Regions from separate parts of the Homo sapiens genome. Here all the other regions are linked to region 4. The links are chromatin contacts, found by Hi-C or POLR2A ChIA-PET in ENCODE. All regions are on one chromosome and are shown on one strand. Each heading gives the region's core, a stretch centred on a gene start or an enhancer-like site at or near the end of the contact. The rest is flanking DNA. Distances are from core to core; before and after follow the strand shown.

Region 1 (3,249 bases), core at 177-2,676, 730 kb after region 4:
ATTTGTAAAATGGGGATAAAAATAGCATCTACCTCATAGAGCTGTTGTGAAGATTAAAACACACAGAGCAGGCCTGGCGTGGCGGCTCACGCCTGTAATCCCAGCACTGTGGGAGGCCGAGGCGGTTGGATCACCTCAGATCGGGAGTTCAAGACCAGTCTGGCCAACATAGTGAAACCCCCTCTCTACTAAAAATACAAAAATTAGCTGGGCGTGGTGGCATGTACCCTCAGTCCCAGCTACTCAGGAGGCTGAAGTAGGAGAATCGCTTAGACTGGGAGGCGGAGGTTGTAGTGAGCTGAGATTGCGCCACTGCACTCCAGCCTGGGTGACAGAGCAAGACTCTGTCTCAAAAAAACCCAAAAAACCAAAAAACATATAGAGCAGGCCAGGCATGGTGGCTCATGCCTATAATCCCAGCACTTTGGGAGGCTGAGGCAGGCGAATCATCTGAGGTCGGGAGCTCAAGATCAGCTTAGCCAACATGGTAAACCCTGTTTCTACAAAAAAATACAAAAATGTGGTAGGCATGTTGGTGTGCACCTGTAATCCCAGCTACTCAGGAGGCTGAGGCAGGAGAATCGCCTCGCCTGAGCTCGGGGAGGCGGAGGTTGCACCGAGCCAAGATTGCGCCACTACACTCCATCCTGGGCCACAGAGCGAGACTCTGTCTCAAAAAAATAAATAAATAAACAAAAATAAAAATAGGCTGGGGGTGGTGGCTCACGCCTGTAATCCTAGCACTTTGGGAGGCTGAGGTGGGTGGATCACGAGCTCAGGAGTTCGAGACCAGTCTGGCCAACGTGGTGAAACCCCCTCTCTACTAAAAATACAAAAATCAGCCAGGCGTGGTGGTGTGTGCCTGTAATCCCAGCTACTCGGGAGGCTGAGGCAGCAGAATCGCTTGAACCCGGGAGGTGGAGGTTGCAGTGAGCTGAGATCGCGCCATTGCACTCCAGCCTGGGTGACAGAGCAAGACCCCGTCTCAAAATAATAATAATAAAAAATAAATAAATAAATAAATAAAAATAAAGTAGGAGAATATCTTTTGACCTAGAAGCAGGGAAGAGCTTAAAATTTCAAAAGCCAAAACTGTGGGCGGCAAGCCACCCAGATGCCAAGGCAAGAGACCGAGGGCACAAGCTGTTCCAATATAATAAAGAAAATACATAGAATAAGAATAGTTATACTAGAAATAGATTATAGATATGTATATGAATATTATTAATAATTAGTTTGTAGCATTACTGTTTATTCCAATATTATAATAATCTTTGTCCTACAATTATAACCTAGGAGAAACCAGGCCATACAGAGATAGGAGCTGAAGGGACACGGTGAGAAGTGACCAAAAGACAAGAGTGTGAGCCCTCCGTTATGCCTGGACAGGGCCACTAGAGGGCTCCCTGGTCTACTGGTAACGCCAGTGCCTGGGAAGGCACCCGTTGCTTAGCAGACCGGGAAAGGGAGTCTCCCTTTCCTGGTGGAGTTAAAGAAGACTCTGCTCCACCACTGCTTGCCCGCCCGCAGCCACCCAGAGGCCTAACGCTGTCCCTGTGATGCTGTGCTTCAGTGGTCACGCTCCTGGTCCGCATTCATGTTCTGCCCTGTGCACTCGGCTCCACCTTCTAGATAGCAGCAGCAGAATTAGTGAAAGTACTAAAGTCTTTAAAATGCATAGAAGAAATAATTACGTAAGCTGTCCCCTCTTTCTCTCCGCCTCAGCTACCAAATAGGGAAGGGCCCCCTGTCTGGCGGACACGTGACTCACATGACCTTACCTATCATTGGAGATGACTCTCACTCCATACCCTGCCCCTTTGCCTTGTACACAATAAATAACAGCACGGCCAGGCATTCGGGGCCACTACTGGTCTCCGCGTCTTGGTGGTAGTGGTCCCCCGGGCCCAGCTGTCTTTTCTTCTATCTCTTTGTCTTGTGTCTTTCTTTCTTTTTTTTTTTTTTGAGACAGTCTGGCTCTGTCACCCAGGCTGGAGTGCAGTGGCACAATCTCGTCTCACTGCAAGCTCCGCCTCCCAGGTTCACACCATTCTCCTGCCTCAGCCTCCCGAGTAGCTGGGACTACAGGCGCCTGCCACCACGCCCGGCTATTTTTTTTTTGTATTTTTAGTAGAGACGGGGTTTCACCATGTTAGCCAGGATGGTCTCGATCTCCTGACCTCGTGATCTGCCCATCTCAGCCTCCCAAGGTGCTGGGATTACAGGCATGAGCCACCGCGCCCAGCCGTCTTGTGTCTTTATTTCTACGATCTCTCATCTCCGCACACGAAGAGAAAAACCCACAGGCCCTGTAGGGCTGGACCCTACACAAAACTATAAGACCAAAAATGTGGTGAGTTTGATTATGCAAAATCAAGGTTATCTATTCAAGGAAGCCCAACTTAGACACATTCATATTAGACACAACAGACCTAATAACAGAAGTAACAAATGGGAGAGAAATTTACAATGTTCAAAATCAAGGAGAAATCAGCATCTAAAATATACAAAGGTGTCCAGCCGTCGTGGCTCACAAGTCATCCCAGCACTTTGGCAGGCTGAGGCAGGGGGATCACCTGAGTCAGGAGTTCGAGACCAGCCTGGCCAACATGGTGAAACCCCATCTCTACTAAAAGTACAAAAATTAGCCAGGCATGGTGGTGGGCGCCTGTAATCCCAGCTACTCAGGAGGCTGAGGCAGGAGACACACTTGAACCGGGAAGGCAGAGGTTGAAGTGAGCCAAGATCATGCCACTGAACTCCAGCCTGGGCGACAGAGCAAAACTCTGCTTCAAAATAAATAAATAAATAAATAAATAAATAAAATAAAATATACAAGGGGCTGGGAGCAGTGGCTCACACCTGTAATCCCAGCACTTTGGAAGGCTAAAATGGGCAAATCTTTTGAGCCCAGGAGTTCAAGACCAGCAACATGGCAAAACCCTGTCTCTACTAAAAAAAAAAAAAAAATTAGCTGGGCATGGTAGGCGAGTGCCTGTAGTCCCAACTACCTGGGGGGCAGAGGCACAAGGATCACTTCAGCCTGGGAGTTCGAGGCTGCAGTGAGCTGTGTTTGCACCACTGCACTCCAGCTTGGGTGACAGAGTGAGACCCTGTCTCAGAAAATAAATAAAATAAAATATACAAGAAACTTCATGCCAGTCAACAAGGACAAAAAGTCCAAGAAAACAAAAATGGACAAAGGGTATGAACAGTAATTTATAGAGAAAAATCCCAGAAAAAGTTCAC
Region 2 (3,464 bases), core at 524-3,023, 670 kb after region 4:
AAAGGGGACAGGGCGCGGTGGCTCACACCTGTAATCACAGCACTTTGGGAGGGTGAGGTGGGCGGATCACAAGGTCAGGAGATCGAGACCATCCTGATCAACATGGTGAAACCCTGTCTCTACGAAAAATACAAAAAAAAAAAAAAAAATAGCTGGGCGTAGTGGTGCGCACCTGTAGTCCCAGCTACTCGAGAGGCTGAGACAGGAGAATTGCTTGAACCTGGGACGTGGAGGTGGCAGTGAGCCGAGATCGTGTCACTGCACTCCAGCCTGGGCAACGATATGAGACTCCGTCTCAAAAAAAAAAAAAAAAAAAAAAAAAAAAAAAAAGAAATAAAAGGAGTTAATATTTTCCAAAACAAGGCAAGGTTCACTTTGGAATATAATTTTCTTTTTGTAGAGACAGGGTCTTGCTATGTTGCCCAGACTGGTCTTGAACTCCTGGCTTCAAGTGATCTTCCTGCCTTGGCCTCCCAAAGTGCTGGGATTACAGGCATGAATCACTGCACCTGGCCTGGAATATAATTGCCAACAATAAAAGATCTAGGCCCGGCACGGCGGCTCACGTCTGTAATCCTAGCACTTTGGGAGGCCAAGGCAGGAGGATCACTTGAGCACAAGAGTTGGACACTAGCCTGGGCAACACGGTGAGACTCCATCTCTACAAAAAATAGAAAAAGTTAGCTGGGCGTGGTGGCACGAGTCTGTGGTCCCAGCTACTTGGAAGAGTGAAGTGGGAAGATCGCTTGAGCCCAGGAGGTTGAGGCTGCAGTGAGTGGTGATCGCACCACTGCACTCCCGCCTGGGTAGCAGAGTGAGACCCTGTCTCAAAAAAATAAAAAGAAAAGGGGTCTCACTATGTTGCCCAGGTTGGTCTCAAACTCCTGCCCTCAAGCAATCCTCCCGTCTCAGCCTCTCAATGTGCTGAGATAACAGGCGTGAGCCATGGCGCCCAGCCAAGAATCTACTTTTGCATAACAATGATTCATTCCCTGCACAGATCCTCTGGGAACAGACTTCAGGTACCAATGCCACTTCCCACTGATTCCACACTTTGAAAGACAACAGCGTTGTATGTTGAGCCTGTCTGCTTCTCACGAAATGCAGCCACAACCGGCTCGGTATTTTTTCCTATCCTTCGTGTTGCAGATTCAAGTGCCCCGTACAAAGGGAAGGAAGGGCACAAGTGGCTGCTCCCGCCTCAAGAAAGGAGAACTCGAGGCCAAGGCTTTTGCCGGCGGTAACACCCTCGTGGCACCCCAGGGCCAGGTCTCGGCGCTGCACACAAAGGGGTGCTCGCGTCCTGCTGCGCGGACTTCGAAACCCCCTGTTTGTCCCCCGGGGTCAGCCCACACACTCTGGGGGCTTCGGTTTGTCATCCGTCAAATGGACACAGCACCACTGCCCACCTCTTCGGGCAGTGGTGAGAACTCGATAAGAGGATGCGTGGCCAGCGCTGGGACCGCGACAGTGCTTGGGAAGCCACTTCTGTCACCGTCTCAAGGGACAGCTCGCCCCCCGCTCCCTCTCCGGTGGGCTCCACCGCCCCCGTAGCCGCCGTCCTTACCACAGCACTCGCACGACCAGCTCGAAGAACCCTGGGAAGACCAAGTCGTCGCTGGCGATGGCCCAGCGCCGGCCGAAGAGTACCATCCCCGGCATGGCGAAGGTCCCGTAGCTCGCACTCAGGAGAGACCCCGCGCGCCGTTCACCGAGAACAAACCAGCACCCTCCGGACGCCGCCACCAAATTATCGGCGCTCAAGCGCAAACGCAGCGAGGGCGGGGACCTGCGCATGCTCACGCTGAGGCCGAGATCGGCGCAAGCGCACTGAGCCCTACACCGCCTCTTCCGCCGGAGCTGTCTGCGCCTGCGCAGAAACGCTGATCCGGAAGGCGCTGGCTGAGTCGATTGCAGGTCTGCCGGTCGGTGAAATCCGTTCTGGTATTTTCTTTTTCTTTTTCGTGAAGAGTGCAGTGATATCCGTTCTGGTGATATTTCCTTTTCCTTTTTTTTTTTTTTTTTTTTTTTTTTTTTTTTTTTTTTTTGGTGACGGAGTCTCGCTCTGTTCCCAGGCTGGAGTGCAGTGGGTGTGATCTCGGCTCACTGCATCCTCCGCCTCCCGGGCTCAAGCGATTCACCTGTCTCAGGCTCCGGTGTAGCTGTGATTACAGGAGCGCGCCACCACGGCTAATTTTTGTATTTTTAGTAGAGACGAAGTTTCACCATGTTGGCCAGGCTGGTCTCGAACCCCTGACCTCAAGTGATCCGCCCGCCTGGGCCTCTCAAAGTGCTAGGATTACAGGCGTGAACCACTGCGCCCGGCCCTGTTTGTCTGTTTGTTTAAGGCAGCGTATGGCTCTGTCGTTCAGGGTGGAGTGCAGTGGCGCAATCATGACTCACTGCAGCCTTGAACTCCTGAATGCCGCCTTGAATTCCTGGATTCCAGCGACTCTCCCACCTCAACCTCCTGAGTAGCTGAGACCAAAGGCACGTGCCACACTCCCGGCTAATTTATTTTTATTTATTTATTTATTTATTTATTTATTTATTTAGAGACATAGTTTTGCTCTTGTTGCCCCAGGCTGGAGTGCAATGGCGCGATCTTGGTTCACCACAACCTCCATCTCCTGGGTTCAAGCGATTCTCCTGCCTCAGCCTCCTGAGTAGCTGGGATTACAGGCATGTGTCACCATGCCCAGCTAATTTTGTATTTTTAGTAGAGATGGGGTTTCTCCATAAATTTTCCTATTTTTTGTAGAGACCGGAGTCTCACTCTGTTGCCCAGGCCGGTCTTGAACTCCTGGCCTCAAACCATCCTCCCGCCGCAGCCTCCCAAAGTGCTGGTATTACAGGCGTGAGCCACTACACCTGACCGAAATTTTCATTTTATAAGGAGGGACGCTTCAGGCCTGGAGGAATTAGCTAGCCTAGAGACCCAGGCTGTCAATGGCAGGTGTGGGACTCATATCCCGTTCTGTGAGACTTGCAAGCATGGGACAACATTGCTTCCATCTGTGCCCCTTGCTGTAAGGAGCCCGTGTTAGGAACCCCTCGAGTTCAGGGTCTGAAACCACCCTGCAGCTGGCGGGGTGGAGTCTGAGCGCTTTTCAGTACCCCCACTGCCCCACCCTGGTCTGAGCCACCTTCATCTCCTGCCTGGGCTCATCACCCCACTGTGCTTTCTCATTCTGCTGTGCCCTCTTCAGCAGCCAGGGTGACTTTGTGAACCTTCAGATAAAGCCTGCACCCTGCCTGGGACTTTGCAAGGCTGCACTTTGTGCATAAAATTACATTGCAGGCCAGGCGCGGTGCCTCACGCCTGTAATCCCAACACTTTGGGAGGCTAAGGTGGGCGAATCACGAGGTCAGGAGGAGATCGAGACCATCTTAGCCAACATGGTGAAACCTCGTCTCTACTAAAATTTAAAAAAAAAGTTAGCCAAGTGTGGTGGCACGCACCT
Region 3 (3,574 bases), core at 491-2,990, 590 kb before region 4:
GGCTCACTGCAGCCTTCACCTCCTGGGTTCAAGCAATTCTCCCATCTCAGTCTCCTGAGTAGCTGGGATTACAGGGCCGTGCCACCACAACTGGCTAATATTTTACATTTTTCCTAGAGACAGGGTTTCACCATGTTGGGCAGGCTAGTCTCAAACTCATGACCTCAGGTGATCCACCTGCCTCAGCCTCCCAAAGTGCTGGGGTTACAGGCGTGAGTCACCATGCCCAGCCTATTTTATTTTACTTTTTAGATGGAGTCTCACTCTGTCGTCCGTCCAGGCTGGAGTGCAGAGGTGCAATCTCGGCTCACTGCAACCTCCACCTGTGGGGCTCAAGCAATTCTCCCACCTCAGCCTCCCTAGTAGCTGAGATTACAGGTGCCCACCACCATACCCAGCTAACTTTTGTACTTTTAGTAGAGACGGGGTTTCACCATGTTAGCCAGGCTGGTCTGGAACTCCCGACCTCAGGTGATCCACCCGCCTCAGCCTCCCAAAGTGCTGGGATTACAGGTAAGAGCCACCACACCTGGCCTTCTATTTATATTTAAATATCTCCCCATTATAACTTCTCTGAGGGAAAGGAGGAGGCCTATTTAGTTCACATGAGAGGTGCGTCCTAAATACTGTTGAATGAATGAATAAATTTAAGGGACGATTCTGTCCCAGGAACCCAGACAGTATGGACCTTGGAGAAACAGGACGTTTCCAGTCTCAGATCTAGCACTTGGCTAATAATTATTTCTGAGCCTCGATTTTCAAATCTGTAAAATTAAGATATACTATTCTCTACTTAGGATTGTAATGGGCATCAAATAAGATAATGTGGCTGGGCACAGTGGCTCACATCTGTAATCCCAGTACTTTGGGAGGCCGAGGTGGGAGCATCACTTGAGGCCAGGAGTGCGAGACCAGCCTAGGCAACAGAGTAAGACCCCCCCCGCCCCCACCCCATCTCTACAAAAAACTTAAAAGTTAGCAGGGTGTGGTGGCATGCATTTGTGGTCCCAGCTACTTGGGAGGCTAAGGTGGGAGGATCGCTTGAGCCTGAGTTTGAGGCTGCAGTGAGCTGTGATTGAGCCTCTGCACTCCAGCCTAGGCAACAGAGCGAGACCTTGTCTTTCAAAATAATAAAATGATAAGGTAATGCGCAGAAGCATTCAGCACAGTGATTGGCACATGGAGGGCCCATTGGGGTGTTTTTGTTTTTGTTTTTGTTGTTGTTTGAGACAGAGTCTCGCTCTATGGCCCAGGCTGGATGGATTGCAGTGGCATGATCTCGGCTCACTGCAATCTCCGCCTCCTGGGTTCAAGCGATTATCTTGCCTCAGCCTCCCGAGTAGCTGGGATTACAGGCGTACACCACCAAGCCCGGCTAATTTTTCTTGTATTTTTAGTAGAGACGGGGTTTCACCATGTTGGCCAGGCTGGTCTCGAACTTCTGATCTTAGGTGATCCGCCCGCCTTGGCCTCCCAAAATGCTGGGATTACAGGCCACCGTGCCTGGCCATTGAGTGTTATTAAGAGGAGGGTACGCAGAAAACAGACTCCCGCCAGCTCTGCCCCATGCGCATGAGCGGCCGCCGCTCGCCCTCAGCCAGGCCCAGCGCGCCCCGACGCGTCCCCACGCCTGCGTGATCCACCGGAACCCAAGCCCAGGCAGGCGGTGAGAGGGCGGGGCCTCCGCAGTGCGACTGCGCCGCTCGAGGCCGTGCGTCGCGGGGGCGGGGCCGCGCAGGCGTACCGGGTGCCCCGGCTCTGGAGCATAAACAAGAGCGGGGACGGGATGAGGCGGCGGTTGATCCCAGGGTGGCGAGTGGCGGCGACCGAGGCGGCGAGCGGGGCCCGGCGCCGACCCTGAGTGCAGCCTGACCCGCCCTCGCGCGCGCGCCCTCCCCGGCCGGGCCCACTCGCCGCGCGCCCAGCCATGAACCTGGCGAGCCAGAGCGGGGAGGCCGGCGCCGGCCAGCTGCTCTTCGCCAACTTCAACCAGGACAACACGTAAGGCCGGGGTCGGGGGTCGGAGTCGGGGTGAGGCCAGGGTCGGACCCGGGCTAGGGGGAGGGCCTCGCTGCCAAGCTCGGCGGCGTCGCAGGCTCGGCCTCCCCGCGGGCCAAGGCGCGCAGAGGCGTCCCCAGGGGCGGGCCCGGGGCGTGCAGGGAGGGGCGCCCTCCAGGGAGACCCTCGGGTGCTGGCCTGGAGCTGCGGTCCCGGAGCGGGAGAGGTGGTGGAGAGGGGGCTGCTTTCACCCTCTTGCGGGGAGGCCCCCTGGCTTCAGACTTAACTACTTCTCGCAAAGTTGGGGCCGAACTTTGGGGCTTGACTTGTCTTGGCCGCCTGTGGAGCGCTGGGTGTGGGTCGCTTCCTCTCCTCTCGTCTCCTCTTCCCGCTGCTTGCTCAGCGTCTCCCACTCACTCTCCTTTGAATCAGGCCCTTCTCCTTGTCTTTTCATCGTCTTAAGACCCTTCTCTCTCTCTTGATTTTCTTTTCTTCGTTTCTCACTGTTTTTTTGTTTGTTTTTGTTTTTTGGGGTTTGTTTTGTTTTGAGACAGAGTCTTGCTCTGTTGCCCAGGCTGGAGTGCAGTGGTGCCATCTCAGCTCACTGCAACCTCCGCCTCCTGGGTTCAAGCGATTCTCCTGCCTCAGCCTCCCGAGTAGCTGAGACTACAGGCACGCGCCACTGTGCCCAGCTAACTTTTTTGTATTTGTAGTAGAGACAGGGTTTCACCATGTTGGTCAGGCTGGTCTCAAATTCCTGACCTCAAGTGATCCGCCCACCTCAGCCTCCCAAAGTGCTGGGATTACAGGTGTGAGCCACCGTGCGCGGCCCTCCCTGTTCTTTTTGGGACATCAACTTTGATGTCTTCTCCAGCAAGTAACAAACTTAGCAATAACCTTGGCATCTGACCTAGCTAGGGAGAAACTGAGCCAAGAGAGGCGTTACGGACCAGTGCCCCAGGAGTCTCAGAGCTCCAGCGGGTGGGTCATCCTCAGGGCAAGAGAAGGCCTTAATGCCAGCCCGTGCATTCGGAACGCTGTTTGTCCCCACTGATACGGGTTGGATGCTGCCTGGGAGGAGGACTTGTGGGGATGGTTAATAGATGAGCGAGCTTTCTGGAGAGAGAAGGGTGAGTTATGGGGTTGGCAGGGAGGAGAGCCATCTTGGAAGTGAGTAAGAGGAAGTGAGGAAAGAGAAGGAGTGGGGCATTTGGCATCTTACTAAGTCATTGGTTGAGTTGTTACTGGCTGAGTGGAATTAACATAGCAGAAGGTAAGATTCTTTAGGAAATTAAAAGTGAATTGTAGAATGGACAACACTCAGTGGGTGGTGTACAGCAGGCACTCAATAGCACCTCCCCAAAGCTGTGAAGACAGTCGCACAGTGGGACTGTATTGAGAGTCGGAAGGGGCAAATCACCTCATCCAACTACAGATGAGGAAATCCTTCCGAAAGGCTCCAAGCTGGTCTGGGTTTTGGAATTGGTTAATAGTGGAGCGGGGGCAGGAGTGGAATCTCGCCTCCTGAGCTCTCTTCCAATGTTCTTTCTGCTCTGCCATGCTGTTTTTTTTTCTG
Region 4 (3,548 bases), core at 312-2,811:
TAAAACAATGCCAACCCAGCCCCTTCCAGGAGTAACAGCTTGAAAACAATACATGGCATTTAGATAGTTTTTAGCATTCCTGGCAATTCCGTTACTAATTCATGGGTCTTCCTCACAAGGGAAGAAACCCCATTTTTGAGGCACAGGCCCACCAGGGCAAAATGACCTGGCCAGGCTGGAGCCAGGTGCATGTGAGGGCCACTGTGAGGCCCTCTGCTCTGCTCACCCTCTACGTCACAGTGCTTCTTCTGTAGGTGAACGTGTGGGTTTTCAGCCAGGGCGCTTCTTACTGAAGGGCCCGAGGGTCCCGGAGAACATATCTGAAACGTCTTTTGAAAAGACTGTAGCACTTTGGGAGGCCGAGGCGGAGGGATCACCTGAGGTCAGACGTTAGAGACCAGCCTGGCCAACACGGAGAAATCCCGTCTCTACTAAAAATACAAAAATTAGCTGGACGTGGTGGCAAATGCCTGTAATCCCAGCTGAGGCAATCCCTGTGAGGCTGAGGCAGGAAAATCGCTTGAATCCGGGAGGCAGAGCTTGCAGTGAGCCGGGATCGCGCCACTGCACTCCAGCCTGGGCAACAGAGCAAGACTCCGTCTCAAAGAAAAGGAGAAAAAAAAAAAAGTAAAAGAAAAAAGAACGTTCTCTTTGCACGATCTAAGTACCTAGGACAGCTGCTACCCAGGCCCTTAGGGATTTACAGAGCCCTGTCGGATTTGTCAGAAATTTCTGTAACCCGCACGCCGCGCACGCTCCAGGGTTGGTTGCAAGTGGCCCAGAGTCTTGGATCCCTGGTCCTGTTCCACCGGGAGCAGAACCACCTCGACGCGGGGACAGCGGCCTCGCTCGCTGCCCAGCGCCCGGACACCCGAGCCGGGCCAGCCCCCAGCGCCCCGCAGAAGGGTTTGACGCACTTGCGGCGCCCTCGCGAGTGCCGGGTGACAGTCGCCAACTTTCGCGGAACACGCGCTCCAGATGTGAGGGAAGAGGAGGAAAAACGCCGCCCGCCTGGGCTGGGGTTCACAGGCACGGCCCGCCTCCCGCCGCTCCTCCAGGCCGCGCTCGGGTGCACGGACACCGCCTCCGCGGCGGCCTCGGGCCCGGGGGAGGGAAGCGCGGTCTCCCGGGCTGTTGCCCTCGCGCAGCAGACCCGAGGGGCCGGCCCGCGAAACTTCGCGAAGTGGCGAGAGGGGGCCACCCGGCCGCTCAGCGCCTTTGTCGCTCCAGCCTCGCCACCGCACCGGGCTCGAGACGCCCAGCCCAGCCCCTTGGCCCGATCCCGCCCGGGCCTCGGCCCGCGCCCCTCAGCTCGGCGGCCCTCACGGCCCGCGCCCCCGCCCCCACCCCCGGAGCTCCACAGAGGCGCCCCTCAGAGAGGCCGCGTCGCCTCACAGACCCGCCCAGGAGCTCGAGCGCGCCCCGCAGCCGACACTCACTCGTCACTCAAGTCGCCGGCTAGCCAGGCAGGTTCGGCGGCCTTCGCTACCGCGCCGCTTACTCCTCAGAAGCCGCAGCTGCGAGCTCCGTGGCAGCCGCTGCACTCCTTCCGGCCCTGCCGCGGCGTCACCTCGCGCCTGCGCACAGCGCCCCCTCCCGACTAAGGACAGGAAGAACCATAGAGGCACTCCGGGTACTGCGGAGGAGGGACCGGGGGGCTCACCATAGAGAGGGCCGCCTAGTCGCGCCTGCATCCGGGCTCTCCGCCTGCGGAGACTTGACTCCCCCACGAGGCAGGAGGGTGAAAGGAAAGGAGACCCCCATATCCGACCCCACAAGGAGCCACCATCTCCCCAGAGCTGAAAAGGGTATGGGGCAGGTGGTTGTGGATGTTTACTCGATATCTACTGATTTGCCCTAATTCGTTTGGCAAGTCATTCATTCATTCTGCAAATATATTCTGCGGATTTCCTGTGGGCCACACACTGTTCTAGGAATTGGGGAAATTAAGAGTAAAGTGGGTCCCATGGCTGGGCACAGTGGCTCACGCCTGTAATCCCAGCACTTTGGGAGGCCAAGGCGGGTGGATCACTTGAGGTCAGACGTTGGAGACCAGCCTGGCCAACATGGTGAAACCCGTCTCTACCAAAAATAAAAAAATTAGCCAGGCATGGTGGCGGATGCCTGTAATCCCAGCTACTCAGGAGGCTGAGGCGGGAAAATCACTTGAACCTGGGAGGCGGAGGTTGTAGTGAGCCAACATGGCGCCCCTGCACTCCAGCCTGGGCAACAGAGCAACCCTCCATCTCGAAAAAAAAAAAAAGTAAAATGTGTTCCTGGCCTCAGGAAGTTTAGGTTTTAGTGAGCAAGTGAATAACTGACTAAAATACTGCTCCTGCTGGGCACAGTGGCTCATGTCCATAATCCCCGCGCTTTGGAAGGCCAAGGCAGGAGGATCGCTTGAGGCCAGGAGTTCAAGACCAGCCTTAGCAAAATAGCAAGACCCCAACTCTTAAAATAATTGCTGGCCAGGCGTGGTGGTTCACGCCTGTAATCCCAGCACATTGGGAGGCCGAGGCAGGCAGATCACTTGAGGTCAGGAGTTCGAGACCAGCCTGGCCACCATGGTGAAACCCCGTCTCTACTAAAAATACAAAAATTAGCTGGGCATGGTGGTGCGTGCCTGTAATCCGAGCTACTCGGGAGGCCGAGGCACAAGAATTGCTTGAACCGAGGAGGGGGAGGTTGTAGTGCAGTGATTATGCCACTGCACTTCAGCCTGGGTAACAGAGTGAGACTGTGTCTCAAAAAAAAAAAAATTGCCAAGTACACCTTCAAGTAGAGATATCAAGTCAGTAATTAGATAAATGAGTCTGGGCTGGGCATAGTGGCTTATACCTGGAATCCGAACATTTTGGGAAATGGAGGTGGGAGGATGGCTTGAAGCCAGGAGTTTGAGACGATCCTGGGCAATAGAGTAAGACCCCATCTTTACAAAAATAAAAATTAGCCGGGCATGGTGGTGCGCACCTATAGTCCCAGCTACTCAGGAGACTGAGGTGGGAGGATTTTTTTGTTTTGTTTTGTTTTGTTTGTTTTGTTTTTTTGGACAGAATCTCACTCTGTCAGCCAGGCTGGAGTGCGGTGGCACGATCTTGGCTCACTGCAACCTCCACCTTCTGGGCTCAAGCGATTCTCCTGCCTCAGCCTCCTGAGTAGCTGGGATTACAAGCATGTGCCACCACGCCCGGCTAATTTTCGTATTTTCAGTAGAGACAGGGTTTCACCATGTTGGCCAGGCTGGTCTTGAACTCCTGACCTCAGGTAATCTACCCACCTCGGCCTACCAAAGTGCTGGAATTACAGGAGCGAGCCACTAAACCCGGCCAGAGGATTGTTTGAGCCCAGGAGTCCGAGGCTGCTGTGAGCTATGATTGCACTGCTGCACTCCAGCCTGGATGACAGAACAACAGCCTGTCTCAAAAGAAGCAAACAAAAACAAAACAGGGAAATGAGAGGAACAATAGTCTTGATGCGGCAATGAGTGTTCCTTCTCTAAGACAGTAGAGTGTGGCTTATGGGGGCTTGCATGGGACAGAAAAAGACCA

Evidence for each region. Hi-C counts contacts between places; a loop is a spot of excess contacts on that map. ChIA-PET counts read pairs that join two places held with the same protein, here RNA polymerase II (POLR2A). Pooled maps may share reads with other maps.
Region 1: a loop to region 4 is called in a pooled map, with 3 times the contacts of the local background. The contact joins the enhancer-like site here to the promoter of RNF216 in region 4. A Hi-C loop is called at or near these places in 4 of 50 pooled maps. POLR2A ChIA-PET finds 5 or more read pairs at or near these places in 3 of 52 experiments (OCI-LY7, Panc1 and activated T-cell).
Region 2: a pooled map shows a loop between it and region 4 (7-fold over the local background). The contact joins the promoter of DAGLB here to the promoter of RNF216 in region 4. A Hi-C loop is called at or near these places in 7 of 50 pooled maps. POLR2A ChIA-PET finds 5 or more read pairs at or near these places in 7 of 52 experiments (A549, A673, AG04450 and 4 more).
Region 3: a pooled map shows a loop between it and region 4 (7-fold over the local background). The contact joins the promoter of WIPI2 here to the promoter of RNF216 in region 4. A Hi-C loop is called at or near these places in 6 of 50 pooled maps.

What each region holds. Positions count from the first base shown.
Region 1 is chr7:6,515,110-6,518,358 of GRCh38, forward strand. The region is part of intron 7 of GRID2IP (Grid2 interacting protein); the gene reads right to left. It overlaps LOC101927325 (a long non-coding RNA gene), which reads left to right. Exons shown (of 5, transcript XR_007060200.1): 5 at 1,297-1,926. Among named protein-coding and RNA genes, the nearest start is that of KDELR2, 33 kb to the left of the region's middle. Within about 2 kb of position 1,427, at least 2 of the 41 ENCODE cell types and tissues checked have a DNase peak (open chromatin) inside an H3K27ac peak, as active enhancers do.
Region 2 is chr7:6,446,181-6,449,644 of GRCh38, forward strand. DAGLB (diacylglycerol lipase beta) reads right to left here and starts at 1,774. Exons shown (of 15, transcript NM_139179.4): 1 at 1,568-1,774. The coding sequence starts at 1,662. RefSeq lists an enhancer at 1,982-2,031.
Region 3 is chr7:5,188,493-5,192,066 of GRCh38, forward strand. WIPI2 (WD repeat domain, phosphoinositide interacting 2) reads left to right here and starts at 1,741. Exons shown (of 13, transcript NM_015610.4): 1 at 1,741-2,001. The coding sequence starts at 1,928. RefSeq lists silencers at 1,526-2,175, 2,186-2,235.
Region 4 is chr7:5,780,102-5,783,649 of GRCh38, forward strand. RNF216 (ring finger protein 216) reads right to left here and starts at 1,562. Exons shown (of 17, transcript NM_207111.4): 1 at 1,440-1,562. RefSeq lists a silencer at 971-1,360.